Linked DNA regions of Homo sapiens: region 1 is linked to region 2. A link is a loop called in an ENCODE intact Hi-C map of the cell type or tissue named here. Cell type or tissue: dorsolateral prefrontal cortex. All regions are shown on one strand. Links, peaks and the distances in the headings refer to the core of each region. The heading gives the core; the rest is flanking DNA.

Region 1 (16,208 bases), core at 4,619-12,618, 110 kb before region 2:
CCCTGTACAGCCCCACTCGTGGCACCTACCCACCTCAGCCGCAGCCTGCTGCTCTTCTGTCCTGTCTTTACCTGGTGTGGAAAGCCTGCAGAGCTGGGAATTATCTCCCATTTTCCCTCTAGACTCAGCACAAGGTAGTGATGGACAGCACAGACTCTAGAGCCAGTGATGGACATCAAATTCCATATCTGACACTGTGTGATTTGGGGCAGGTTACTCAGTCTCCCTGGGCTTAAGTTCATTTCCTCATCTGGAAAATGGGGATACTAATAGCATCTACATCACTGAGTTTTTGCTGGATTAAATGAGTTAATGCGTGTAAACTGCTTAGTTGGTGCTGGACACAGGGTAAATTGTCAGTAATGCTAGCTATTATTAACATCTTCCCATCTAGCCCTAAATCTGGCTCTCCTCAGGAAGTCCTGCTCTGTGGGAGAGGAATAGGGGCTGACAGGGTCAGTCTATGCCTAATCTTCCAGGCTAATAGTTTCCAAATGGGAAACCTTGCAGAGTGCTCAAAAACTTTTCTGGGATATGGGGAGACTTGAATTTCTGTGTCAGAGTTTGCTGTGTATTGACTAAACCTCATTGCCTTTTCCTTCCAAGCATGAGCTAGACTACATTTCCCAGCCTCCCTTGCTGGGACCACATGACTGCCTTTGGACGAATGGAGTCAGGGCAGCCATGATGCCATAATGTTGCCCCTTCCAGGTCTAGGTCTTAAGTCCCCTTGCACCATGCAGGCCTCAAGTCTTCCTCTCTTTCTCCATTCTTTGGTTAAAAGAAGAGGATTCCAAGGCCTTAGAGGATGAAAGGGCCATGAGATGGAAAGATCCTGCATCCTCAAATGAATGCAAGGGGCCAACGCCCTCTCTACCAAACCCAACATGAGAAAGAAAGAAACTTTATTCTGTCAAGCCACTGAAATTTGGGAGATATATTTGTTATAGAGATTCACCTGTATCATGTCAACTTCTATTAAAATTTATTTTAAAAATATCATCTTTTAAAATTCCCTATCTTTTGCTATGTTTCTCTCTCTCTCTCTCTCTATATATATATATGTATACACACACACACATATATATATGTTTTTATATATAGTGGTTTCCAAATGTTTTGATCACGTCATTAAAAAGTTTAATGCCCAAACTTTTTAATGACTTGTGATCAAAACATTTGGAAACCACTGCTCCAGACTATTGGAACCAACTTAATTCCTCACTCAGGGGCCAGTGCCCACCTGACTGAAGTCTCTTGTCCACTTACCTCTTTCCAATTACACTGTTATGTTTTATTTCCTTGCTGTGTCCTGCTGTCATATTGGAGAAAGTCAGTACTGGACAAACAAACAGCATCACCAGTTTTTTTTTGTTTTTTTGTTTTTTGTTTTTTTTTTTTTTTAGAATGATAGCAATGGATAAAAGTGGTCTGCACTAGGAATTAGAAGACCAGAGTTTTATTTTCAATTCTAACTGACTTGGTAACAATGGGTGGGGCACACTGTCTTTGGGTGTCTGAGTCCTTATCTGCAGAATGAGGTCCCTAGACTGGATAATTTTGGAAACACTTCTCAGTTCTAAGGTTTGATGAGCTCTGTAGTTGATTTATGTGAGTGGGGTGTGTGTATAATTTTGGGGTAAGCTTTAAAGGATGGCTTTAAAAATGATGGGAATTGTGTAGTTACGCCCTCTCCCCCTTGCCAGGAGAAAAAGACTTGCTTTGACTATAGCTATCACTTGTTGGGATTAACTTGCTGCTTTCTGGGAACTTGCATCTGTATGGAAATTTCAAGATAGAACTTGTCTGAAACTGCTTATTTTCTTCTATTGAAAAGGATCCACAGGCTTCTCAGAACTCCAGCTTCTTTTAACCACCTCCTCTTTCCAGTTCCTGCCTTCACCCTGGTTTCTGTAAAGGAACTTCTAGTGCTTCTGAAGACCCCAACGCTCAAATGATCTGTTCCAAGGAAACGTTCTAAATTACAGATGTTTGTTCTCGGTGCTCTCCAAATGTCTCTGAGGCCAAAGCACTTCTTGCATAGTCATTGAGCACGTGCTTGTATGGTAGTTAGAATGAAAGCCAAGGCAAAAATAGCTGTCCTCAGGTTTTGGTTTTTAATCGTCTGATGTTGGTGACTCCAGGGTAAGTATTTACGCACTTGAGCTTTGTTTGCCCCATCTATAGAATAAAAATCCACATTTTATTTTCAGCCTCTACATTTCTGCACAAATTTGGTGTGTAGGGTGGGTGGGGGTTGGCTCCCATTTTCAAGCCTTGTAACTTGGCTTTGCAAGAAAGGAAGCTTTGTTTATTATAATCATTATAGTATTACTATCATTGCTAGAGACTAGAGTCTCAATCCTGAGGTTCAGTTTCACTTAATACCAGAAAGCACAGTCTTACCAATTGAGAACTCAGTCACTTCAAGAATTTTCTGTGTTTCTTTCTTAAATTTAAGTCTAGAATTCTTCCACCTCCCAGTGTCCTTCAGGAAAGGTATCTGAGTTCGGACACCCATTATCTAACAGTGGGGCAGGGGTGGAGTGGGGTAGTGGTGAGAGATGTCAGTCATAGGGATGTAATAGGTCTGCACTGGTACCCAGTGATGTGTCCTTATCCCTGTCTGGTCTTGAGTCATGTGGTCCCCACTGTATCTGCTTTGGCATCCTGGCCTTCACACATCAGGTCTGCTGGCTCTCAGCTCCATCCCTGCTCCCCTCTGTGCTACATGGGAGAACAAACATGTGGCTGCTCCCTAACCCTGAAGGGTGTGTGGGACTCTATGAAGTTACTTCAGGCTCAGAAGCCTGGATACCCCATGCAGGATTGTCTACTCCACTCTCCTGGTGGCTGGTCTCTTTCCCATTGTGGGGTTGAAATATTATCACTTGAGATTAGAAGCTTCTTATGGAGGAGAGAAAGATGAAGGGGAAGCAAAAGAGTTGTTAAAAGATAAACTCAGGCGCATTAAAATGTTAACACCGTTATTTGAGCATTCAGCAGTTCATGAACTGGGCAGCACTGGATGACAGGTGTTTGGGTGCTACACAGCAGCGGCTTCAGGAGAACCTTTCATAAAGTGTTTAAGAAAGCAAGACAAAGAAAATATTTGATTGGTTAAAGTGGAGAGTCCCTAGATAGAGGTTAGTTGGCTGTTTCTGATTGGTTAGGCTTACGTTTTATTTCACTGCTTGCATTGAGTTGGGTTCTGATTTGCTTACGTAGGAACCCAAGATGCTGCAGCTGCCTCAGCCTGATAGCCTCCCAATTAATTATTTTAACACAGTTAAGCTTTGTTAGAAGGCCTCCTGCCCCCTGCTCTCTCTCACAAGGTTAACTACAAAGCACGAAGTTAGGAGGTGGATAAGAGAGCCCCCAAATGGCAGCAAGCCCACCTCTGAACTCCATTCCCTCCCAGTGGGAATGTTGCTTTTGCCTTGAAAAATCCATCTTCAAAATATCAATGTGATATATCACCCACGTTAAGCTAACTTGAAGTGGTAAAAATGGCCTTTCCTGACATAGCTTTCATCAAGAAAAAAAAATTAACTTGAGTTCTCCTTTCAAAACCCCAAGTAAGTACTTTTCCCTTTGAGTGACTGCATTCTTCTGAGTGGGAAAGGAGAATCGTGAACTTGGGCTCATTTCTTCGCAAGAGAAGTTTAAAAGATGAACTTTCAGTGACCACAATGTGACCATATCCCCAGTTTTCATGATTTATTTCGACAGTCAGTTGTTGGCCTAACCTCTGCTAATCAAGCAGGCTGTACCAATATCTAGCTTTTCATCATATGGAGGGCAAGATGCCTTCTGAGCTTCATGAATCAGAAAGTAATCATTATCTTAGCTACAACAACATCTCTTCTTCTACAGCATCAATTTTAAAAGAACAAAAAGTCTTCAAGACCTTCATTTATCATTTTCCCTCCTCCTCTCCTCCACCCCCCCCATCCCCTCCTCTGTCTCTCCTCATACAGCTGGTTCATGTTCTGTGTATTAGTGGTTGAGATCAGAGTTTCTCAACTTCAGCACCACTGACATTTTGGGTCAGAAAATTCTTTTTGGGGGTTGGCTTTTTCACTGTAGGATTTTAGCAGATTTCCTGGCTTTGACACACAGACACCAGTAGCACTCTCTTGTCCCTCTTCCTCCTCAGCTGTAACAATGAAAAATACTTCTAGATTTAGCCAGATGTCCCCTGGGGGGCAAAATTGACCCCTGTTGAGAAGCACTGGCTTAGACAAATTACAGATGAAAACATCTGCAGTCACTGTCAGTAGTAAGTGCTCTTATACGTGGTATTACTGATATTATAGTATCCAACAATATCATCTGATAAAGGAATTTGCCTATTAATAAATTAGAATAAAAGCCAACTGCTTTATGCTAAGCTCAACATTTATCATGGAGTCTCTTTTTCCAGCATCTTACAAACAGTGTGTACTGTTTTTGCTACTTGGGTATAATTTAGAAGATGTGTCTATATTTTGGTTTCTTCTCTTAGTGACCAAATTAATGAGCTTTTTTCTTGGTAAGTATTATTTTGCACTTGTTCTACAGAAAATTAATTGACTTCCCAGGGAGTGGTTTAATATAATTTCTTTCTTTTCTTTTCTTTTCTTTTCTTTTTTTTTTTTTTTTGGAGACGGAGTCTTGCTCTGTTGCCCAGGCTGGAGTGCAGTGGCATGATCTCGGCTCACTGCAAGCTCCGCCTCCTGGGTTCACGCCATTCTCCTGCCTCAGCCTCCCGAGTAGCTGGGACTACAGGCGCCCACCACCACTCTGTATTTTTAGTAGAGATGGGGTTTCAACATGTTAGCCAGAATGGTCTCGATCTCCTGACCTCGTGATCCGCCCTCCTCAGCCTCCCAAAGTGCTGGGATTACAGGCGTGAGCGAGACTCTGTCTCCAGAAAAAAAAAAAAAAAGGACTACTGGGAACACACTGTTTGCATACGCTTTTCAAATATGTGAAAATGTAGTGAATAATTGGACTTGTTACCTTTTCTTTGGATAGCACTATCTTGCCCAGTGTGGGCTGCTGTAACAAGATGTGGGTTAAACAACAGACATTCATTTCTTGCAGTTCTGAAAGATGGGAAGGCAGAGATCAGTGTCTGGTGAAGGCCCTCTGCCTGGCTTGCAGATGGCCAGGCATCTGCAGAGGGAGAGAGAGAGAGGAAGGGAGGGAGAGAGAGAGGAGGGAGGGAGAGAAGAGGGAGTGAGAAAGGAAGGGAGGGAGGGAGAGAGAGAGGAAGGGAGGGAGGGAAAGAGGAAGAGAGGGAGAGAGAGAGGGAGAGGGGGAGGGAGAGAGGGAGGGAGAGAGGAAGGAAAAGAGGAAGAGGGGGTGGGTGAGGGAGAAAGGGAGGAGTAGGGGAGAGAGAGCAGGAGGATGGGAGAGAGAGGGAGGGAGGGAGAGAAGGGGAGTGAGCAAGCACACTTGCTCTGGTCTCTTTATCCCCTTATAAGGGCACTAATCCCCTTCATCAAGCTCCAGCCTCATGACCCAATGACCTCCTGAAGGCCCACCTCCTAATACCAGGAATGTTGGTGGTTTTCACACCCATGTAAGAAAGGCTAAGTTAGTGCTGTTAACATTAATTTAGATGAGAATGACAGACCCCAAGATAGACAGTACTGCAAATGCCTATGAGTTCCTTCTCCAGGCTACACAGCAGGCTCCCTGAGGGCAGGAGCAGGTTTCTGGATCCCTGTGAGTCTCCCCAATGGACTCCCAGCACAGGGCTCTGTCCCAAAGCGGACAAAGCTCTTGGCATGACAGGGTGAGACTGCGTGGCGTTTCTGTTCTGGCTGCCTGTGCCGCTGGAGATTCACATTCACCAAAGAGTGAAGCCCAGAGTTGAAATGCAGACAGACAGGTCCACAATGGCCAGGCCCTGTGGGGTTTAGCTGCACAAATCCATTCTTTTGACAAAGATTGGTGCTCCCAGGGCGTAGCACAGCTCAGCAATGGAAGCTGACCCCCCGCGGTGGCCCTGGCAGCAGCCTGGGGCAGGCTGTGCATGCCATGCCTTGCTCTCTGGGAGGGCACAAGGCTGTGCTTTCTGTTCAGCAGCTGTTCCTCTTCCAGCTGATTCGCTTCTAACCTAGAACCAGGCTTGGACTAGGGGGCAGGGGGCAGGTAGTCTGCTCCTTCCTGTGACCAGTCTCTAAGAACACACCTGTCTTCATGTCCCTTGGCCCTGCTTGCTCTCTGATCAGCCCAAGACTTCACCCACGTTCACGTCCATTTCTCTTTGGGAGTCTGGGGGTCCTTCTGTGGGGGGCTTGAGCATCGCTGCTCCTTTGGGTGACTCCCCATTGCCCTGCCGCAGAAGGAGCAGGATTGTAATTGATGGTTTTCCATCTGGAGCACAGGTACGTCTTGGGGAAATGGGGATGTGAAAAATAGAAGTAGGCTCATTTAAGAACTATTTTGTTTTATGTCCATTTTTGAAAAGTCTTACTGAAGGGTGCACAGCATTGGTTAGGAGGATGGTTTGGGTGTGGTTCTAGGGGACAACCTGCTGCTGGGAGACCTGGGTGGCAGGAACAGCAGCTGTAGTGATAGTGAGATGATGATGATGATGATGACGATGATGACGATGATGATGATGACGATGATGATGATGGCAATGTAACATCTATTGCACACCTACTGTTTCAAAATCGAGTAAATATACTCATTAGTTCCCCACAATCCTACTGTCATCCTTGTTTGACAATTGAGGAAATTGAGACCTGAGAGGTTGAGAGGCTTGTCCAATGTCATGGGCTATGAAGTCAAGATACCAGGTATTACTCCTGGCTACGGGACCTTAGAGAAGATGCTCAAGGTGGTGGTCTCCATAGTTGAGAAATCAAAGATGGATTGGTTGACTCCCAGATGTTTTTTTTTTTCTCTAGCAAATGTTAACAAGTTTAGCCCAAGCTGCCTCCTTACATATTTTAAGTTCCACCTAAACATTCCGCTGTGCAGATGATAACCTAACTGGATGTGTACAGAGACTGTAACCGAGGCTTGTAGCCACTAGCCCAGTGTCAGCCCATCAGAGCAGCTGAGTGTCAGCTAATCACAGGCGATCAACTGCTCAAACTGTGTTCAAATCAGGCAGACACGGAGCCGTAAGCAGCCTAGCTGTTTCTGTTTTCTGTAGATCACTTTCTTTTTCTGTCTATAAATCCTCTCCGACCATGCACCAGAGTCACTGTGGGTGTGCTGAGTCTGTCTAATTCTTGAATAATTTTTTGCTCAATTAACTCTATTAAATTTATCTAACGTGTTTTTTTTAAACACAAATATTCTCTTATAATCTCTGAAAGTCCTTTTATTTAGGCCAAACCCTAAAAAATATGCGTGAAGTGGAATCTTCTCTCTGTGCTTCTTCCCTTCCCACGACTCTCACCAGTCTTACTCCAGCCCCTGAAGGGAACCAGTGCCTTTGCATAATTTACTGTTATTTTTGCTTCCATAAGACGTTTCTTGAATCCTTCCCTTATACCAAGGAGTAAATGCATGACAAAATGTTGGAGCATTTCTTTTCTATGTAATGATGAAATGACAGGCAGCAGCCAGCAGGTAGTAGCAAATAAATGTCTAGCATCATTCCAGTTTTAAAAAGTCTGTTTTTCCAAAAGTTTCCCATCCTGCCCCCATCCCCAGTTAAAAGTATGAGAACAGTAAGGCCTAGAAAGGGGCCTCAACCATGATTATGAGTTGTCTGTAAACCTGGACCAGAGTTCAGGTCTCCGGATCCTCCATCAGGAAATCACAGGGTGGGGTGAGTAACATGAAGCCGGCTTCCACTCTGGGATGTCAGATTCCTGGCATGGGGTGATGCAGGGGGCTTGGAACATTCCAGAGGAAACAAAAGCGAGATGAGCAGAGACAAAGAGCTGTGAACACCAGGTTCAAAATGCATGAGTGAGGGTGTTGGAAAACTTCCCAGGGGTGGTGGCTGCCCAAGTCAAAGGACACCAACAGGAAATGCAAAGTCCCAGGGTCCCAGGGCTAGCAGGAAGCTTTGCCTCCAGGCTGTGGTGCTTGCTGGGCCTCTATGCTTCGAAGAGCCGGCCCGAGGTGACTCAGATTTCCTGAGAAGCCTCTTATCACAGCCAGCACAGACATCTGTGCCTTTCCTCGCCTGAGATGTCACCAGCTCAGGGCCACTCCCTGCCCCAGCCAGATCAATGGGCCTTTCACGGCTTCTGAGGGTGGATCCTAGGAGTGCCCCTGTGACGAATGCTCAGATGACTGCCTCTCTAGGATTTCTGTTTGTTTCTGCTTCGCAGTCTTCCCTCCACCCAGAAGCTCCCGAATGTCCAGGAAGAATTGACTAATTCTCTCCATGAGTTTCTTGCCCACAGGACGAATGGAGCCATTGCTGTAACAACCTTATTTTCCACTAAGTCAGAATAAGAGACCTGGACAGAAAGAGAGTAATGGCTGAGGCACAAGGAGCGAGTATTTTAAATCAGGCTTATGAATGTGCTCTGTGGATACGGTTTGCCCATAGGGAGGTGGTTTTGGGGGTTGCGAATCATACTCAAGCTGTCCCTGACCGACTCACCAGTATTCTACAAACTTACTACAAACCTCTCAAAGGACCATCTTGGAAGACACTAGCAAGGGCGTGAACAATCCCCTCTGACGTTGCTGGCTGGTGGTGGAGGCCACGGAGCCTCCCTGTGTGAGACTGTACTATGTGGTCACTAGAACGTTTTGAAAGACAGTTCTCTGCAGGCCCGGCACCGTGGCTCACGTCTGTAATCCCAGCATTTTGGGAGGCTGAGGCGGGTGGATCACGAGGTCAAGAGATCGAGATCACCCTGGCCAACATGGTGAAACCCTGTCTCTACTAAAAATACAAAAATTAGCCGGGCGTGGTGGCGGGCACCTGTAGTCCTAGCTACTCAGGAGGCTGAGGCAGGAGAATGGCGTGAACCCGGGAGGCGGAGCTTGCAGTGAGCTGAGATTGCGCAACTACACTTCAGCCTGGCGATAGAGCGAGACTCCATCTCAAAAAAAAAAAAAAAAAAAAAGAAAAGGAAAAAGAAAGACAGTTCTCTGCAAATAGATACCCCAAGGGTTATTCTTTTTAAGTTGATCTTTAGTCTTAGAGCTGTGAAGGATCCCTAAAATTCTTCCACTTTAGAATTAAGGAACTAGAGTTTTGGAAGAGTTAGGTGATTGCCCTAAACCTTTATAATGTTAGTGACATTGTTAAAACTCAAATGTGAGCTTCCTGACTCTCAATCTAAGGTGCTTTCCACTCCCCCCAACCCCCACAGCAGATCGACCCTCTTCCCACAGAGAAGGCAGTTTTTATTTTCCAAACAGCTCCTTTGCCAACCAGTAAGTTAACAGAAGATGCCAGACTCAATATGACACCATCATAGCCAGGCCAGGTTAATTCCAGATACCGGGTCCTCTGATTTAAACACAGCCTTTTGGCTGGATGCAGTGGTTCACTCCTGTAATGTCAGTGCTTTGGGAGACTGAGGCAGGAGGATGGCTTGAGGCCAGGATTTTGAGACCAACGTGGGCAGCACAGTGAGACCCCCTCCTCTACAATTTTTTTTTTCTAATTAGCTAGAGTGAGCTGTGATTGTGCCACTGCACTCCAGCCTGGGCAACAGAACGAGACCCTGTCTTTAAAAAAAATACAAAAAAATTAGCTGGGCATGGTGGCGGGCGCCTGTAGTCCCAGCTACACGGGAGGCTGAGGCAGGAGAATGGCGTGAACCCAGGAGGCGGAGCTTGCAGTGAGCCAAGATTGTGCCACTGCACTCCAGCCTGGATGACAGAGTGAGACTCCGTCTCAAAAAAAAATAAAAATGAAAATAAAAATAAAAAATTAAATTAAAAAACAGCCTTTTAAAGAAATTCCAAAGATAAAGAGAACAGCTAAGAAAAAGACACCCAAGATCCTCACCCCTAGGTTTCCAGGGACTTTCTGTCCCTAGGCAGAGATACTGAGAAGGGGAAGCGGAAAGGATGCTGCATGAAGCTCCTCGCCGGCCTGCTTGCTGGGCTGCTCACCCCAAGAAGGGAGGCCCACCTGCCTCCAAAGTGGCAGTTCTGGGGCATAAACATTCCCAGAGCCCAGCATCACACCATGCCCTTGGGAAACCCATGTGGAGGAGGCCCCATTGCTGCACCCGAGGGGCTTGCAGTCTGGTGTTGAAGACACCAGTTGATGACAGCTGTTGATGACAGCTGGAGCAATGACCATGATAAGAGCTTTCATCATAGATGTGATGTTCTGTAGAAACACAGGGGAATGAGGGGCTGAGAGTAGAGAAGGATTCCTAGATAGGGCACAAGCAGGACTGTCTTGTGAAGCATGGGTAGAGTTTCTACAGGTGGAGGAGGGGAGAGGATTCCAGGAGCTTGGGCTGCTGCACAGCCAAGTGTCCTGTCTGATGGGGGCGACGTCCCTGGGACTTGTTCCTTGGAACTCGAGTCCTTGGAGATGAGCCAGTAAAAGAGGAGGTTCTGGGGTCAAATATGTCAGGGTGGGTATCCCACTATGTGGCCTTCTTAGAGTTCCACGATGTGCAAAGCTTACTGCAGGCTCTTAGCAAACCAAACCAAACACGACAAAACCTGTTTAACCATTTTTAAGCACAGGGAATTCTCTCTTTTTGTTTCAGAGAACATCTACTTTCATCTCGGGGAACCAGGACTCCACTGGATTCATTTTGACCTAGGGCAGTGGAAAGGGAGGGGAGGAAGAGCTTTGACTTTGGAAAAGCCAGCGCCTGCTAAGGAGTTCAGGATTGCATCCCACAGGCAGTGGCAGCAGTGGTAGGACTTTTCCCCCTTATATAACATTTTTTCCTGACTATCTAAGTAATGTATATTCATTGTACAAAACTTGCAAGGCCCCAAAATCTCCCCAAACAACAAACAACCTCAGAAAAGAAATCTGGTTGCCCATAAGACAGTGCACAGAAATAACCACATAACCACTGAAGATAGATGTCTATTGAGTGCCTTCTGGGTGCTGGCCTCTGTTCTAGGTCCTGTGGATTCGACAATGAATACATCCAGTGAAAATTCCCACCCTTGTGCAAGTTACCTTCTAGTTGGTGTTGCAGGTAATAGACAAAATGAATAAGTATCTAGTGGCCTAAATAATCAGAAGGATAATGAAGAAACATGAAGCAAGAAAGTGATTGGGGAGCGTATACCACCACCATGGGCAGATGTGGGCTGCCAGGAGGGCCGCTTTGGCAAGTGACAGGGTGATGTTTGGATGATGACTTGAGAGAGGTAAAGTAGTGACATATGTCATAGTAATGACATAGATAAATGGAGGGAGAAGGAGGAGCAGGTGCAAAGATTTGCGTCTGTAGTGTGCATGTTTGAGGCACAACAAGGAGGCTACAGTGGCTGGGGCAGGAGGAGCCAGGAGGGGGACAGTAGGAGAAGTGAAGATCAGAGATTGGGGAGAGAGCGTCGGTAGAATGTGAGGCTTTGAATGATGATGCTTCTGTCTGCATAGTAGGGGGAGCCAGGGCAGAGTTTTAAAATAGCTCTACAGTGGTCCCTCCCCTTATTGACAATTTTGCTTTCCAAAAGTTACCAGCTTGAGTTACCAGCCATCAACTGTGGTCCAAAAACATAAAATGGAAAATTCCAGAAATAATTCATATTTTAAATTGCACCTCTTAGCCACTTAGTAGCTGACTCAGTTATCAAATCCACTGTGGCAGCATTGCAGTGCATGTGTTCAAGGAACCCTTATTTTACTTAGTAATGGCCCCTGGGTGCAAGAGTGGCAGTGCTGGCAATTCAGATATGCCAAAGAGAAGTCATAAAGTGCTTCCTTCAAGTGAAAAGGTGAAAGTTCTCAATGACGGAAAAAAAAACATCTGCTGACGTTGTTAAGTTCTACAGTAAGAATGAACCTTCTTCAAGCCTGTAATCCCAGCACTTTGGGAGGCCGAGGTGGCAGATCACGAGTTCAAGAGATTGAGACCATCCTGGCCAACATGGTGAAACCCTGTCTCTACTAAAAATACAAAAACTAGCTAGGCATGGTGGCACGCACCGGTAATGCCAGCTACTCAGGAGGCTGAAGTAGGAGAATCACTTGAACCCGGGAGGTGGAGGTTGCAGTGAGCCGAGACTGCACCATTGCACTCCAGCCTGGGTGACAGAGCGAGACTCCATCTCAAAAAAAAAAAAAAAGAAAAGAAAAGAGAAAAGAAAGAAAAAGAACGAATGTTCTATCTGTGAAACTGTGAAATTGTGAATCAGGAAAAAGAAATTCCTACTAGTTTTGCTGTCGCAATTCAAACTGCAAAAGCTATGACCATGATGTATGACAAGTGCTTAGTTAAGATGGAAAAAGCATTAAATTTGTGGGTAGAAGACATGAACAGAAACATGTTCCACGTTCTGACTAATGGCAATCAGGTTTGGTGCTATCCACAGTTTCAGGAATCCACTGGCGGTCTTGGAATGTAATCCCTGTGGATAAGGCGGGACTACTTTATGGAGATAGAATTCATGTACCATAAATTCACTCATGGCCAGTGTACCATTCAGTGGTTGTTAGTATATTCATAGAATTGTGTAATTTCAGAAACTTCATCCCTATTAACAGTCACACCCCATTCCTCTCTCCCCTAACCCTTGACAACCATCAATGTACTTTCTGTCTGCAGATTTGCTTATGCTGGTCATATCACGTAAATGGACCACAGGATATAGGGTCTTCTGTGACTGGCTTATTTTATGCAGGATAATATCTTCAGGGTTCATCCACATTGGAACATGTATCCGTACCCGAGTTCTTTTTATTGACAAATATGATCTTGTTATATGGATGTACCACATCTGCATGCCCCTTGCAGGGTTTGAGCAGAGGAGTGGTGGGATCTGATTTTGATGGGACCACTATGCCTGCTGTGTGGAGATAAATGGAGATGGGCAAGTGTGGAACCAGGGAGGCTGGTTAGGAGGCTGCTGAAATGTAGTTGAGGATGTTTTGGGCCTGGGTGATAGCCGTGGAGGTGGTAAATGTTGGAGCACCCCAGGACTCAGATTGGTTTCTCTTTATCTATATATACTTCCTAGGTGACCTCACCCAGTCTCTAAGTTTCAAATATCTTCTTGCAATGGACTGAATGCTAGTGTGGTAGGAGTTATTAAGAAATTATTTTAGGGTGAGTGTGGTGGCTCACGCCTATAATCCTAGCACTTTGGGAGGCCTAGGTGGGCGGAGCACTTGAGGTCAGGAGTTGGAAACTAGCCTGGCCAACATGGTGAAACCCTGTCTCTACTAAAAACTTCATCTCTGCAGCCCAAATGCCCTCTAGGTGTTTGCTTATTCTTGCTTGACCTCTCTACTCACCAATTCTCTGGTAGACACTACTTTTCTAGGCTCCTTGGCTGGGCTATGAATTAAATTGACATAAGACAGAATAGCAGGAGAAAAACTACGTTTAATTATGTATTAATTAATTAATACATTAATTATGTGGGACATGGGAGTCCCACAAAATATGAGACTTGAGAGGTTAAGTGATTGAAGCTTGTATAGCATCCTCAGCTACAGAAAGGAATAGGGACTTGGAACTTCTGGGGGGTGGTAGCGGAACAAGTTATGGGAGGGTGAGGGGAGGAAATGAGTGGCAAATAAATGTTGTCTTGTTAAACGTCTCTCAGGTAATAAACGTTGCCTGAGAGGAGTAAGTGATGGTCTGTCAGTGCTGGTGTCAATCTTATCTCCTTTCCTGTGTTCTTCCCTGGTTGATGAGATTCCTGGGGAAGGAATTCATGACAATTGAATTCCTTTTGGAGGATCTGTCCTTAGGCAGATAAGGGGAGCTCAGAGAAAGCCTCTGCCTGCATCTGCTGCTCCCCAAATGCCCTCAGTTAAAAGTAATCGGCACACCAAAGCATCAGCTTTCAGGTGGCATTTCCTGAACTTCTTCACCTCACATTTGATGCATTCCAAACAGAACTCCTAATCCAATCCCACCCCAAATCTGCTCTCCCTGCATCCTTTCTTGTTTCAATGATTGCAAGTCAACCCTTTCAGTTGCTCAGGCTGAAAACATTGCAGTCATCTTTGATTCCTCTCTCTCTTACATCTCATATCCAATTCATCAAGAAATTTGTCAATCTCATCTTCAACATATCTAGAACACAGCCCTTATCATCCCTTGCTTGAATCAGTGCAAATATTCTTAACTGATCTTCTTCCTTCATCCTTCTCAAGGGACCAAAGAGGTCCTTTACAAATGCAAATCAGGTCATGCCGCTCCTCTGCTCAAAACTCTGCAACAATTCCCCACATCGTTCAACATGAGTGCAAGTCCACACATTGGCCTATAAAGCTCTATGTGAGTTGGCTTCCTGTGACCTTGGACCTCATCTCTCACTCTTTTCCCCGCTTGCTTTCTCTGTTTCAGCTGCTTGGCCTTGTTGCTGTTCCTTGAACTTCCAGGCACTTCTCCGTCTCAAGGCCTTTGCACAAGCTGTTCTCTCTGCCTGGAACACTCTTCTCTCTGATACCCATATAGTTATTCCAGCTCATTTTTTAAAAGATATTTATTTCACTGTTACTTTTTAATGAAGCATGCTGTGTTTTGCCTGCCAAACATCACAAACTGGACACTTTCCTGAACTTGCTTTACATTTTCTTTTCTCTTAGAGCTTGACAGTACCTTTAATATCCTATATAATTTACATTTTAGGTTTGTATTTTATCAACTATTTCCCCTTGCTTGGATATAAACTCCATAAGAGCCGGGATCATTATATGTTTTATTTCTAGCTACTAGTATGGTGCCTGGCACATAATAGTCACTCATGAAATATGAATGAATCAATAAATACCTGTTGATTGGATGGATGCACAGATCCCTTGTGTTAAAATGTATTCCAGATACCTTCGTGTGTTTGCATGTTTGGCATTCAGCCTCCACCCGCTGTTTCTTTGGTAATGATATATAATTGGTAATGATTTTCCACAAGGAAAAATCTTCATCCCTCTTTCAGACCCTGTGGTGTGGTGGAGGCTGGCCCCTTCCCCAAGATTCAAGTCACTAAAACTTGATTTCAGGTCTTTTGTTGGAACTCCTGGGAAGAGAAGCCCTCCTCCAAGAGAGGACTTGAAACTGGGAAGTTGTAAGTCAGGGGCTTCTGGGGGCTACCACGTAGTGACCACTTCCACCACATAGTGACCACTTGCTGGGGAGTGGAGCCCAGACTGCGGAAAGCAGAACTTACAGAAACCTGGATGAACTGAGTCCTGATGCTGCTGCTTTCTGTGCTTAAGCCAGTGCTTATCTGTATTATGCTCCTTGGGCTGCTATCACAAAGTACCGCAAGCTGGATGTCTTCAACAACAGCACTTTATTGCTTCATAGTTCTGGAAATTTGAGATCAAAGTGTTGGCAGAGTTGGTTACTTCTGAAGGCTGCGAGGGAGAACCTGTTCCATGGCCCTCTCCTTGCTGCTGGTGGTTTGCTGGTGAGTTTTGACATTCCTTAGCTTGTAGATGCTTCACCCCAATCTTTGTCTTCATCTTCACCTGGTATTTTCCCTGTGTGCACATCTCTTTGTCCAAATTTCCCCCTCTTCTGACTCCATACCAGATTAGGACCCACCCTGATGACTTCATTTTAACTGAACTAGCTCTGTAAAGACCCTGTTTGCAAATAAGGTCACATATACACAAGTCCTGGGGTTAGGGCTTCAACATCTTTTCTGGGGACGCAATTCAACTTATAGAACTCTCTCTTGCAGCTGAGAGCCTTACATGCTTAACGTTTCAGTTCCATGTAGAAAATCTCATATTTTATGGGAAGCCATTCAAATAAAGAGAAGGAATTTCCATTTTTTTCATATAATTTTTTCACTGGCCAGAAACAAAACAAATGATCTGAGGGGAAGAAGGCAACATTGTATATTTCTTGCATTCTGTACCATATATATCTTCATATACGTACACATATACATATGAATACATATATGTGTATATATATGAATTCCATCTATGTAATTCTATTTACCCATCATCTTTCGATCATCTCTGCATTTCTAATTTAGAATGTCTCACAGTTTTTATGCTTTCTTCCTCACGTGTTTATCCTGAAATAAAAACCGTATCTAACCTGACTCTGGCTGGTCTCCCCAGAAGTGATTCTCCTTGTTTACCTGGATGCCGTTAAAACCTCTCCAGA
Region 2 (14,079 bases), core at 6,077-14,076:
TTCAAGCGATTCTCCTGCCTTAGCCTCCTGAGTAGCTGGGATTACAGGTGCACACCACCATGCATGGCTAATTTTTGTATTTTTAGTAGAGATGGGGTTTCACCATATTGGTCAGGCTGCTCTCGAACTCCTGACCTCGTGATCCACCCACCTCAGCCTCTCAAATTGCTGGGATTACAGGCGTGAGCCACCACACCTGGCCCATCCTGGACCATTCTAAGGATGATGGGGCAATGGACTAGAAGGAGCCTGAGTCTCCAAATGTCTATATGAGGGGAAACAAACTCTGATCATGGTTAAACCTGTTATTTCTAGTCTCTATTGTTCCTAATGAATCCTAACTCATACACATGGGTAAGACTTAGATAAACGGAAGTGAGGGTTGGGGAAAAAATATTCCAAGCAGATTGAGCATGAAGCCAGGAAATGGAAGGCTGTGTAAGTAAGAACTGGAAAAACACAGAGGGATGTGCTGGCCGGAGGGAAGGCCAATGAAGGCGAAAGAGAAGGAGATGAAACTAAAAAGAACCACTGAGTTCAGGTTGTGCAAGACTCTGCACAATGAATGAAGGAGTCTAGAATCTATTCCATATGCAGTGAGGAGCCACTGACTGTATCTAGGTAAGGAAGTGTCCTGATGAGAACAGAGCTGAGTCGGATAGCAACGAAGGCAGTGAAACCGGTTGCAGGGCTGTTTTAATATCTGGGTGTGGAAAGGGGCGGGAATGAATAAAGCCAGGGGCAGAGGGAATGGAGAGGAGAGAAAAGAGCCTCAGATATTGCCCCCAAGGCATTTTTCAGATAATTCTTCTGAGAGACATTTTATTAGGAAAGGAAGAATAAGAAAACGTATTGGAGACTGGAGCACAGAAAGAAGAGAAAAGAGGGATCACTCAGAAGAATGAGGGGTAGAGAATGGGGCATTGGGGGCATCTGAAGATTAATCAGCTACTGGATAAAGAATGGGATTCTATGATCTGCCTCCTTATATATGGTCAGTGTTCATGGTTGGTGGTGCATGAGGCATACTCACTCACTACTTTTCTGAGACAACACTAACCAAAATCACCTAACATCCACTAGATGAGAGAAGCTATCTGCTGCTTGTTGTCATTGAGAGGTAGTAGAGTGAGAAGATCTCATTGGCTCCTCCAGGCAGAGCCTGTGGGGTCACCCTTGCAGAAGGATGGATACAAGGATCATCTCACTCTGGGAAAAGTAATTCACATTTAGCAAACTCGTAAGGGCCTGATATGCCAATGAATATGAGGCTATAGTAGGATATCTATCTCTATGGCTTCATATCACTTTCCAAGGAACTTGTGTTCTACGATCAAGACACCTTGGGATCTAGTAGTCAAGAGTGTTTTGTGAACAAATACTCAGAGCAATGAAAAAATTAGGCTTAGAGGTTGTCTTGCATTCACTGGGAGACATATTACTCCACTATGGGCCACACCAGTGTTGGGTTTGGTTGAAGTTGTCAGATGCATCCCCTCCCTGTCTCCTTCCACAATGGAGAGCTGAATAAACACAAACACACTTTCTAGATGATGTTTGGACCACACATCTTTGGCTACACCAGCATTACTTGGCCAGGGCACAGTTCTTAGCTCATAGAATGAGTCACATCTCTTCTCTGCTGTAGCTTCCTCCTCTATAAAATAAAGGCCTCAGCCACATCACGATGAAGTCAACTCCAGCCCTAACCCTCTAGGATGTTATGAACACATCTTACTACCTTGTGGTCACAGGGCAAAAAGCATCACGCCCAGTCTTGAATCCAAGGGAGTGCCCACGGGCAAGCCTAAAGGACTGAGTCAGGAGCCAGACTTAAAGAGTTAACCCACGCCTTCTCACTGGAGCTTGAGGACACAGCAGCTGGGAGATGTCCTTGGCAGTTGCCTCGACAGTTTTCTGGGATTGACAACAGTGTTTTAGCTGCAGCAGCCAGAACACCGTATTCAGCTTGGCTCTGGATAATCTGTCCAGTTTGCCAAATCCAGAGGGGTCCGTGGTTCCTGGTCAGGGTCCTTCATGGTTAGACTTCAACTGGAACTTCCCATAAATGAATGAATAGAAGAGGCAGAAGGAGTCTAAGACTTTTCATACCTGGACCCCTTGCTGTATCTCCATCAAGCAAGGTGTGAATGCCTAACTTACTTGCTTTCATATGAAAATGTATTCTTCTTATTTTCTGCCTAAGAGGGATTCAACTTGTGTGTTAAACTGTTACCGTGTTACTATAATAAATGTCCGAGGCTGGGTAATTTATAAAGAAAAAAAGTTTAATTGGCTCTCAGTTCTTTAAGCTGTAGAGGAAGTGCAGTGCCAACATCTGATCAGCTTCTGGTGGGGCCTCAGGAAGCTTATGATCATAGCGGAAGGCATGAGGGAGCTGATATATCACATGACAAGAGTGGGAGCAAGGGGGTGTGTGTCCCACCCTCTTTTAAACAACCAGATTTTGCATGAACCGACTGGATGAGAACTCACTTATAACTAAGGGGATGGTGCCAAGCCATTCATGAGGGATCTGCTGCAATGATCCAATCACCTTTCACCAGGCCCCACCTGCAACATGAAAATCATATTTCAACATGAGATCTGGAAGGGACAAACATCCAAACCATGTCAACTTACCCACAAATTCTCTTCTTCCCCAGGTAGTACAAATAGGAAGTCCTTCTCACTGCCAGGATGGAACTGTGCTGGCTGGAGCATGGGTCTGGCCCAGGCAACTCTCTTAGTTGTCCAAGCCCCAAGGCCCGTGGTCATCTGTGTGGCACGTCTTTGTGCCCAACACACCCCTGGACTCTGTTCGACAATGGTATGCCAGTTCCGGATGCTGCCAGAGCCCTGTAGAGTGATATGTTTCTCATCCCTCTTGTCATGCACTGGAGTTCAGGCCAGCTGGGGCCTCCCCTGGGATTCACAGGTGCTGACCACTGTGCGTTTGACCATCTGTCAGTAAAGAAGCAAGTGCCAACTCCCCTGTTTCTTGGGTGCTCACATCATGGAGACAGCACATCGTCCACCATGTGTTATCATCTGGAAATGAAAGGCTCTCAAAATTAGAGATTAGGATTATCTGGGCAAAAGTCAGGTCTTAGGAAGGCGGAGATAGGTATGGGTTAGCCTGAAGTCAGGAGAGGGAGGGGGAGGGCTGGGCAGCATACAATGAAGGGCTGGCATCTCCCCTTGCTCAGCCTCTGCTGAGAGCTGCCTGTGCCACGTAGATGTCTCCCTCTATCTGTAACCTCTTCTTCTTTCAGGTAGGATAATATGAAAACAAAAGAGAAAAAATGGGGTGTTTTCTATCTTGCATTTATCAATAAGGCACCCTCTCACACAGTCAAACTAGCCCCCACATTCAGTGGGCACTGAGTCCTGTTGTTTCCAAGGCCTCAATATCTCTTAGATCCATCCTTCTCCAATGCTGACCCGTCCACCACCTCTCACCGAGAGCGTCATGGGTGCTACCTGCTACTGGCCTCACTTCTGTGTATCCTCTATGTTCTTGCCAGAAAGATTGCTCTAAAGTGGGACATAATGGTGAGGACTTCAGTTCTCCACTGCACAAATCCTTTCCATGTCTCTCTACTGCCTACAGGTGCAAGTGCAAACTGGGACATAATGCTCCCTGGACCCTGCTTGGCCTGGCCTTTGTCCATCAATCCAGCTGCACCTCTGACCATCCCTCTTCTTGCCACAATCTGCCTCATTCAGCATGAGCTCAGACCGTATAGGGTATTTCTCGTTCGACTCACATTTGCACAAAATCGTTGTCCTTCCCCTTTTATCCTGGTGAAATCCTGTTTGTCCTCTAAGAGTCTGCCCGATTTCCATTGTCTCCACAAAGCCTCTCCCAACTGTCTGGGAAAAGCTTAGGGGGTCCTTCCTCAAGGCCACCACTGTGTGTGGCACTGAGCGCCAGGATAGCTACCGTCCAAGTTGTATTTTGTTTGTTTGCATCTAGTGGAGAAACCCAACTTGGAATGATATTTTTTGTCTTCATATTCCAAGCACCTTGTACAATGTGAAGCATTAATTGGGTGCCTCCAACATAATTTTATTTAATGAATTCATTTACAGAAAAAAGGAGAGTAGTAAATAAAGAGGTGGAAATGTTGAATGTGCAGCTGATAGAAGAGGAGATAGAAGGTTCAATACCAGGGTAGAAATCTGAGAGGGAGAAAACTATACCAAAATAGTGTTTGGATATTTTAAATAAATGTTGACTTGGATATGCAAGGAATAATGGGGGAATGGAGACTTTTTTTTCTCTCCATTTCTAGAGTTTTGGTTGGGGACCAAGAGGTCAGAAATGTAATGCTGCACTTTGCCTAAACAAAGCCTTGGCTTTGTCATCTGTGAGTGAGGGGGAAGGTCCTGGATGGGTGGGAGGGGAGCCAACAATGGCTTTTTTACACCCTTCTTTCTGGGCCCCGCTAGTTGAGTTTGCCAGCAAGGAAAACCCTGGGGCCGGTCTTCATGAATCGTCTATAGAGGAGCAAGAGTTACCCCAGGGGTGAAGGTTATAGGACATTCCAACTCCAGACAGCTTTTGAATTTTATCTTGGACCTTCTCTCCTTCAAATATTCAAACATATTCAAAAGGTACCTGCTGTGTGCAAGGCAGGAAGGTACCAGGCACCTGCAGATGACTAATATATGGTCCCCTCTGTTACCAAAGCCATAGACTAGTAGAGAAATGTAAATATGTGTAAAGAGATAATCCAGCAGAACCCAATGAGCCATCAAAGTGCTATGGGAAGAAAGAGAGAAGGCTCACTAATTTAAGATTAGGATTAGATGTATGCAACAGAAACCCAAGAAATAACAGTGACTTACACAAGATAGAAGTTTATTTCTCTCGCACACACATTGTCCAGAAGTGGGTGATTCAGGCTGGAGGGCTCATGGGCATCAGGATGCCAAGCTCTTATCTTCTGCTGCACCATCTTCAGCACGTGGCTCCCTCATTATTTAGTCCTAGATGGCTAACAGAACTTCAGCCAAGACCTCCACATTCCAGGTGACAGAAAGGAGGAAAGACAAGCCCCTCTCATATCGGGCAGCTCTTTTAAGCAGCCTTCCTTCTGTAAGCCCAACACAGCACTCCCACTCATGTCTCAGTGGCCAGAACTTGGTCTCATGGCCATAGGCCATACTTAACTGCAGGGAAGACTGGAAGTAGTCTATTTTTTTAAAGTTAACAATGTACACATTTGGAGTTCTGTTACCAAGGAGGGAAGGGTTAATGTAGTCAACTAGCAGCTTTTGCCACACTAACCCCATTTGAGAAGCTCTGAGGAGTCCACTTGGATCATAAAATTAACCTTACTTAAGATTCTGCGTCTCTCTCCCAAAAGGGAAGTAGCGCCCGAGCTGCAGGCAAGGCTTGGGCTTTTGCGGGAGGTGGGGCATGGCAGAGCCATGGAGATTTGCAGCTAGGGATTTGCAAACTGGCTTTTAATGCTTGAATTCTGATACACACCCCTTCTCCCTGCCAAGACAGAGTGAGAAACACATAAGAACCTACCAAATCCTCCTCACTCCCAAGGCAGAGCTCCCCAGTAAAACTGAACAGTTGAATGTAGCTTTGATCCAGGAGACCTCATTGATTCCTGCTCCTCGGATCTAGGATGGTCTGTCCAGAGTAGATGGGACTGGACATAATCACCCAGGCTTGGAGGCAGAGGACTGGAAAGAGAGCCCATGTGTGGATATCCTTCACATTTCGTTCAGTGACTACCCATCCTCTTGTCAAATTTCACCCGATGAATTTCTCAGACTCAGACAGATCAATTAGATGATCAGCCCCTCCTCTCTTGGGAATCATCTCACGAAGGTTTCAATAATTCCCTGACCTTCCTGGCTCAAGTAAGGGGAAAGAAGGAAAAGGATTCTCCCCTGTTCCATGAGGTGTGCTAGAAAGGGCACTGGACCAGGATGCTTCAGCCCTGGACTTGTATCTTACCTGGATCATTCAATTGCTCTGAGCTCGAGTTTCCTTCTCCATGACAGATGACAGTAGCTTCTGTTCTCCTTGCCTTGAGTCTGTTGGGATGATATTATTATTATTTCCAGTTCTTTTGATACAAACTCCTAAGAGGATCTGATAGGAAGATATAGAAACATGAAGGAAATCCATGCAGTAACAGTTCAGCAAGTCAAGAAGCACACACCGCTGTAAGGAACCTAATCCTCAAGAGCTGGGGCAAGAGATACTGGAAAGAATTGAATAGTGCCGGGTATGTTGGTGAAATGGAAAACTTTAAGGCAAGCTGTGCTGTTGTTATTGTTGTTCATTTAACAGCTTTATGGAGGTATATGTGATACATAATAAACAATTTGTTGTTTCTTCATATACTATACATGCATATATATCTGTGACAAAATCAAGATAATGGACATATTTATTACACTCCAAAATTTCCTTGCCCCATTTTGTCATCCCTCCCTCCCACTCTTTCCTGCTCTAACCCTTTCCCCAGGGAGTTATTGATCTGTTTTTTGGCACTATAGATTAGTTTTCATTATCTAGGATTTTACACGAAGAGAATCACACATTACAGTATGTATTCTCTTTTACTAAAGCATAATGATTTTAAGATTCATCTGTGTGGTTGTGTGTAGCAATAGTTTCTTCTTTTTTTTATGGCTGAGTAGGATTCCATTGTATGGGTATGCGACAATTTGTTTATCTACTCACCTATTGAGAAACATTTGGATTGTTTTAAATTTTTAGCTGTTAGAAATAACACTGTTATAAACTTTTTGGCACTGGTTTTGGTAGACATAGGCTTTCCTTGATCTGGGATTGTCATGTAGACATAAACTTTCATCGCTCTGGGATAATTACCTAGAAATGAAATGGCTTGTCCATATGGTAAGAGTACGTTTAATATTTTTATGTTAAACTTTTAATTTTTTGAAAATTATAGATTTACATGCAACTGTAAAAAACAATATCTTTCTCATTTTCCCCCAATGGTGTCATTTTACAAAGTTATAGTAGAATGTTACAACCAAGATATTGATATTGATATAATCCACTGATCTTGTTTGGATCTCCCTAGCTCGTTTGTACTCATTTTTGTAGATTTGTACTTAGTTCTATGCAATTTTATCACATGTGTATGTTTATGTATCCACCTCCTCAGCGAAGATACAAAATAGTTCCAGTCCCACAAGGATCATGTGTGCGCCCATGACATCCACACTCACCTCCCTTCCCCGCGACCCAGCCCTGCCCTTGGCCCTGGAACCCACTAACTTGTTCCCATCTCTCAATTTTTGTTACTCCAAGAATGTTATGTAATTGGAATCATACAGTATGTGACCTTTTGGGATTGACTTTTCTTCATTCAGAATAATTCCCTTAAGATTCGTCTAAGTTGCACATTCATCTCAGTCTGCACATGCGAGTTGTGCCTTTTAATCATTCACTAGTTGAGGGACAGTTGGTTGTTAGTTTTTGTCTGTTATGAATTAAGCTCTTATGAACATTTGTGTACAGATTTTTGTGAAAATAAGTTTTCATCTCTCTGGGCTAAATATTCAAGAGTGCAGCTGCTGGGTTCTCTGGTAGTCGTATGTTTAATTTTATTAAAAAAACTGCCAGCCGGGTGTGGTGGCTCACGCCTGTAATCCAAGCACTTTGGGAGGCCCAGGAGGGCGGATCAAGAGGTCAAGAGATCGAGACCATCCTGGCCAACATGGTGAAACCCCGTCTCTACTAAAAATACAAAAATTAGCTGGGCGTGGTGTAGTCCCAGCTACTTGGGAGGCTGAGGCAGGAGAATCGCTTGAACCCTGGAGGCAGAGGTTGCAATGAGCCGAGATTGCACCACTGCACTCCAGCCTGGCGACAGAGCAAGACTCCATGTCAAAAAAACAAAAAAACAAAAAACAAAACAAAAACAACCAAAAACTGCCTAATTGTTTCCCATAACAGCTGTACCATTTTAGATCCCCACCAGCAATGTGTGACTAAACCAGTTTCTCCACATGCTTGCCAGCTTTTGGTGTTGTCATTATTTTTTATTTTAGCTATTCTGATAGGCGTGTGGTGAGATCTTATTTTGGTTTTAATTTGCATTTCCCTCCTGGCTCATGGTTTTGAACATCTTTTCATGTGCTTATGTGTCTTCTGTCCATCCTCTTCAGTGAAATATCTGTTCATGTTTTTTACCCACTTTCTAATCAAATTGTTTGTTTTGTTAATTTGGGGAGTTCTTTATATATTTTAGATGGTAGTCTTGCCAGATATATGGTTTGAAAACACTTTCTCCCAGTCTCTAATTTATCTTTTTATACTCTTAACATATATTTCAATTCTGAGAAACTGACAAACTGTTTTGCAAAGCGGTTGCACCATTTGACATTCTATTAGCAAAGTTTGAGAGTTCCAGTTTCTCTACATCCTTGCCAACACTTGGTATACCAGTCTATTTAACCATAGATATTCTAGTGGATGTGTAGTGATAGCTCATTATAGTTTTAATTTGCTTTTCCATAATGGTTTAATGGTGCTGAGCATCTTTTCATATGTTTATTTGCTATCTGCATATCTTCTTTGGTCAAGTGTTTGTCCAACTAGTTTGTCAATTTTTATTGAGTTTTCTTCTTATTAAGTTATAAGAGTACTTTATATAAGGACATACAAATCATTTATGGGATGTATGTATTGCAAATATTTTCTCCTAGTCTGTGGCAAGGCAAGCTATGCTTTAAGTAAACATCTTTTCCTTATGAGAACTGGGTTTTATTTTATTTATTGGGAGAAAAACAAACTATTCTATTCATTTGACTGGAATTAAGACAAGAGAGATTAAATTGTTTAACCAGTAAAGCAAATACTGGCAAGCATTTCCTTCTGTTACTGGAACAACACGACAAAGAAGCAAGAGAAGCCAAAGATTGACAGGTATTTTCTAAACGTTTGCTAATTTTATTTAAAATGAGTTATCATTTTTTTTGCTCTTTCATCATTTAGTAATTGCTATTATTCTTATTTGAATTTAATTATGAGTGAGACTCTGCTTCTTATAAGGCCATTTGTGTTTCTTTTTTTCTGAAATGGCTGCTTATCTCCATTTGCCATTTTTCATAGAATTATCTTTCAAAAATTTATGTATGACCTCCTTATGAATTAATATCTGCATATATATCTGAATACGAATTGCAAACATTTTTCCAGTTTGTGGTTTTGTTGGTGGTTTTTTCTTTTAAAATTTTTATATTATTATTATTATTTTGTAGAGATGAGACCTCCCTATGTTGCGCAGGCTGGTCTCAACCCCCTGGGCACAAGTGATCCTCCTGCCTTGACCTCCCAGAGGGCTGGGAATATTGTTGTTTTTTTCTTTTTCTTTTTCTTTTTCTTTTTTTTTTTTCAACAGAGGAGTTTTAAATTGTATGAGAAGGATTGTGAAGGGTGAGAGATAGAGATAAAAATCCCAGATACCTGACAGGGACCTCGCCTTTCCTTCTCGTACTGGGACTGCCAAGATGAGAAGAGGGCTGGTTATTAGTGGAAAGGGTCAAGAGCCATCTGAGCTTGTTCAGAAAAGAATATAAGGAAGGAGAACAGATCTGAAGCTTAAGAAGCCCCAGATTCTAATCACTCTGCTGCTGTCACTCAGCACCTGACAGGGTGCCAGGCAGCCATTCCCTCTGGGCTTCTGTACTGACATTTTAAAAATGAAGGGTTTTGTGCAGATGATTTCTAGAGTCTGATTCAGTTTCGATATCATTTGCCACGGGACTGTAGAGCCATCGCCTTGGCATCTATCAGCTGCTGGGATTCCTCAGGCAGACAGAATCAGGATATCCATGACATTCAAGTTAGCCTGGAAGCTTGTAAAGTATCACCCCATTTCGACTTTCTCTTCCGTCAGCTCTTCCCCTTGTTTCCCCTTACTGACTTTGCTCAAAATATGCAGCTTGTGGGGGAAGGGACAGGAAATTGCACAAAAACCCTTGGATACTCTTGGTTCCAGGGGGTTGGCAGGGAGGCAGAAGGGCGAGAGCACTGCTTTTGGAGCTGGATGGCTTTAATCCCAGCTCTGTCCTCACCAGCTGCGCGACCTTGGATGTGCTACTGAAACTCACAGCATATCTGTTTCCTCTTCCGTAGAATTTTCTTAGCTGCCTTTCTCTTGGATTATTGGAGGACCACTAAACAAATGTATAATTTTTCACCTATTACAATAATAAAAAAATCAGCACATATAAATGAACTATGGTTCATTTATAGGTGCTTAAGTTTCTTGTTGATTAAAGGAACACATAATAAAGAAAAGGGAAATTAACACTCATTTATCATTAGTGGGAGTTTTAAATGATAGATTATTTTTGGAGGCCAATCTGTCATTATTTATCAATAACTTAAAAAACTCAGCAAGCCTTTTAATCCAGCAATTCCCCTCCTAGGGACACTGTTTTAAGAAAATAACCAAAGAGTATATAAGGGTATCTGATGTCACAGGTATAATAGTGGAAAAACTGGCAACATTATAAATGCGCAATAATGGGGTATTGGCCAAATAAATACTGGTTCAGTCACAGTGGATACAATGGATACAAGATGTAGCCACTGCAAAGGTTATGCTAGAAGTCTACCATTTGGTTTAGGGAACAGGCTTTGGTGCCTGGGATGAAGCCTGGGTCTGCTGCTTGCTAGCTCTGTGGACTTTGGCAAATTTACTTACTCTCTCAAAACATTAATTTTCCCATTTTTAAAGTGGTTGTAATGATGCCAACCTCACTGGGTCAGGAAAATCTGACAAGTGCTTGAGAGAGCTGCGGGCAGGCTGCTGGAGCCCCAAGATGGCAGGAGTGATCAATTCACGGGAAAAGATGGAATACATAAAATGAAATAACATATATTCCAATTATATACCTGATATAATTCCTAAGGAAATCGGTAAAGGAGTTTTGCACCGTTTGGTATAGTTTGATGATTTTTCCATAAAGACATATGATCTGGGCCTGAGGTGCAGTTTTACTTAGTCTGATAAAAGTTTATCCACCAAGAGTGAGCTACATCCCTTTTGGCTGAGTCTGCAATATGTTCCCATCAAGGGACTTTGGATGCTAACTGCTTGGGTGGGGCCAGAAATGCAGCATTAGTGACTCTCAGTGCACCCTGGAAAGCTAATAATGGCAATAATAAAAACTGACATTTTTATTGGGCACTTACTGTCTGCCATGCACTATGCTAAGACTTTCCACAACACTATCGTAGTCACAGCAACCCTGCAATAGGGAACTATTTATCACCTCTATTAAGTGAAGTGGAGGTATAGAAGGGTTAAAGAAAAGTGCCCAAGGTCCCATGGCTATCAAGTGGTATAACAAGGAGCTACTATATTCAAATGTATTGGCTCCCAGCCAGGGGGTTCTGACCAAAAAACACCTTGACAATATCCAAGGACATGTATTAGCAATTAGCTTTGTTAATCAATGTGATCTTGTGCATGTTTCTTCAATAAAATGGCAATCTTAATCATGCCCATTGTGAGGAAGCAATGAGCGGACGCATAAAAAGCATCAGGTGGAGCATCACAGCATAAAAAGCACCACAGCACCCAGGTGGAGTCATAATTTACCAATTTATGTTTTGGCACTGTGTCCCACAGATCTCGGTTGCAGAACCCTTCCCAACAGGGCTCCAGAGATCACCACCAATGAACGCGAGCTGATATGGTGAACTGATGTATTTGCTATCCCTGTGCTACTATTTCCTAGGTGATCTGATGCTGTAATTTCAAATGAAGATGCAAGCTGTGAATGTATGTGGCTATCTTTTCCCATTCCTGGGCTGAAAGCAACTTCCCTTATAAGCCTTGTGCCATCTCCTGCAAACTGTCTTGCTCTCGTCCTTCTTTGGTCACCTCAATCATCCTTGGAAAGAGGGACAGGGCCAGCTCTAATGTTAATAAGGGATGGTGGGAAAAATAAAGTTCATTATTATTATTATTTTTCCAAACACCAACTCTAAGCAGAAATCTTCTTTCTTTTGATACCTTCAAGAATCTTGTTTACTAGATGAAAGTAAACTTAAAGTGAATATTATTAATTCTTAGTAATAAATCCTTGAAATTACTGTTAATGATGTTATTTGTACGTTTTCTTATCTCTTGATTCTCAGCTACTCTCTAGCCATACACATCAGTTTGCAAATTCAATCTTATGAAAAGGAGTTTATTTATTCTCTAAGAAAATGGAATTGTGATGTGGATGAGGTGTCATCTGATGGTGGTTCTTCTGCTACATGGTCCAGACTATAAGGCAGGTGCATTCTTGAAGACTTCTCTGGGGATTAAACAGCTATGTATGACACAGTGAATCATATCTTTGAGCTCTGGGCCAAAAAGGTATGGCCACACATTGTGTAAACATCAGCCTCGTTCCCATTTCCTACTCTTCCAGTGAGCAGAGTATCAAGCTTCATAAAAAGCAAATGATATATGGAAGTTCAGTGGAAATAAGTTATTACAGAAGTGAATGGGGAAATAGTCTCAGAAACTTCTAGAAACTCACAAGTACGCATATTTATTATCCAACTGAATATTCTAATGCTTTATTTGATTTTTTTCTTTGTTAGATGGAAAATGGGGGAATTGCTTCTGCTTTTTCAAGTATGGAAACGCAGAATGGGGTCTTCTCAGTTTGGGGTTTTCTTTCTCTATCTCCCTCAAGAAAGGCAGGGCAGGGGAGGGAGGTGAAGAAAACCAGCTGATATTTATGGGCATTTATTCCATGCTAGGCACAGTTCTGAGAACTTTATATATTTTAACTCTTTTAGTCCTCATGCCAATCCTATGTAGTGAGTACTTTTATTGTCCAGTTTCATAGGAAATAAAGCCAATACATGAAGAAGAATTTGGCCACTTAGTATGTGGTCAAGCCAGGATTCGAGCACAGGTAGTCTCCCTCTAAAACTCTTGCTCTCAACGTGTGTATTATTCTGTTTCCTTATTCAAGACCATAGCTTTCAAACTACAATCAATCCTCATTATTTGCGGATTCTGTATTTGTGAGTTGGTCTGGTCACTAAAATGTATTTGTCACCTCAAGATTCAGGCAGGGCACGGTGGCTCATGCCTGTAATCCCGGCACTTTGGGAGGCCGAGGCAGGCAGATCACGAGATCAGGAGATCGAGACCATCCTGGTAAACGTGGTGAAACCCCATCTCTACTAAAAATACAAAAAAAAAAAAAAAAATTAGCCAGGCGTGGTGGCGCATGCTTGTAGTCCCAGCTACTCGGGAGGCTGAGGCAGGAGAATGGCGTGAACCTGGGAGACAGAGCTTGCAGTGAGCTGAGATCGCACCACTGCACTCCAGGCTGGGAGACAGAACGAGACTCAGTCTCAAAAAAAAAAAAAGATTCATACTCATGCCCTTTGTTCGGCTTCACAGACACACATATGCAACAAAGTGGCAAAAAAATGTCAGTGTCTGAGATGTAAACAAAGTCTTTGCTTTCCTGTTTTGGCTCTCAATACTGTAAATGAGTGTCCTTTGTGAAGTATTTTAGGTATTTTAGTACAATATTTTAACTTTTTTTGTGCTTATCGTTGGTGATTTATTGTTTTTAATGGCCTCCAAGCGTAGTGCTGAAATGCCGTCTAGTGTTCCTAAGTGCAAGAAGGGTGCGATGTGCCTTATGGAGAAAATGCTTGTGTTAGATAAGCTTTGTCTGGGCATGAGTGATAGTGCAGTTAGACATGAAGTCAGTGTTAATGAATCCACAACATGTATAAACTAGGTGTCTTTAAAAGAAAACATATATGAAACAAGGCTTTGTACTTATTGCTTGGCAAAAATGTCAAGATGACAAGAACTAACTGTATTTATTATTGATTATCAATATATTAATATTTGTAAAAATAACTGAACTTCAACAGTATCAAAATGTTTCATTACGATGAAAACTCTAAAACAGAATGGGAGAGTTACTCCTCAGTTGGAACTACCTTTAAACCTTCTCCTGGCCCAGCGTGGTGGCTCACACCTGTAATCCCAGCACTTTGGGAGGCCAAGGCGGGTGGATCACCTGGGG

Evidence for each region. A loop is a pair of places that touch in the nucleus more often than their neighbours do. Peaks named below come from ENCODE experiments on the same cell type or tissue, not always from the same donor. Only the 100,000 strongest peaks of a DNase experiment are listed, where the experiment ranks them.
Region 1: it touches region 2 in a loop (2.2-fold over the local background); 7 of 110 quality-filtered maps call a loop at or near these places.

The regions. Positions count from the first base shown.
Region 1 is chr17:15,482,785-15,498,992 of GRCh38, reverse strand. All of the region lies in intron 4 of TVP23C-CDRT4 (TVP23C-CDRT4 readthrough), which reads left to right. Among named protein-coding and RNA genes, the nearest start is that of CDRT3, 20 kb to the right of the region's middle. RefSeq lists enhancers at 7,864-8,158, 7,448-8,647. In dorsolateral prefrontal cortex, for the core only: no CTCF peak of the experiment used is centred there; a DNase peak (open chromatin) is centred at 8,182; H3K27ac peaks cover 3,142 bases.
Region 2 is chr17:15,380,206-15,394,284 of GRCh38, reverse strand. No RefSeq gene overlaps it. Among named protein-coding and RNA genes, the nearest start is that of TEKT3, 46 kb to the right of the region's middle. In dorsolateral prefrontal cortex, for the core only: no CTCF peak of the experiment used is centred there; DNase peaks (open chromatin) are centred at 9,689 and 10,064; H3K4me3 peaks cover 1,118 bases; H3K27ac peaks cover 1,378 bases.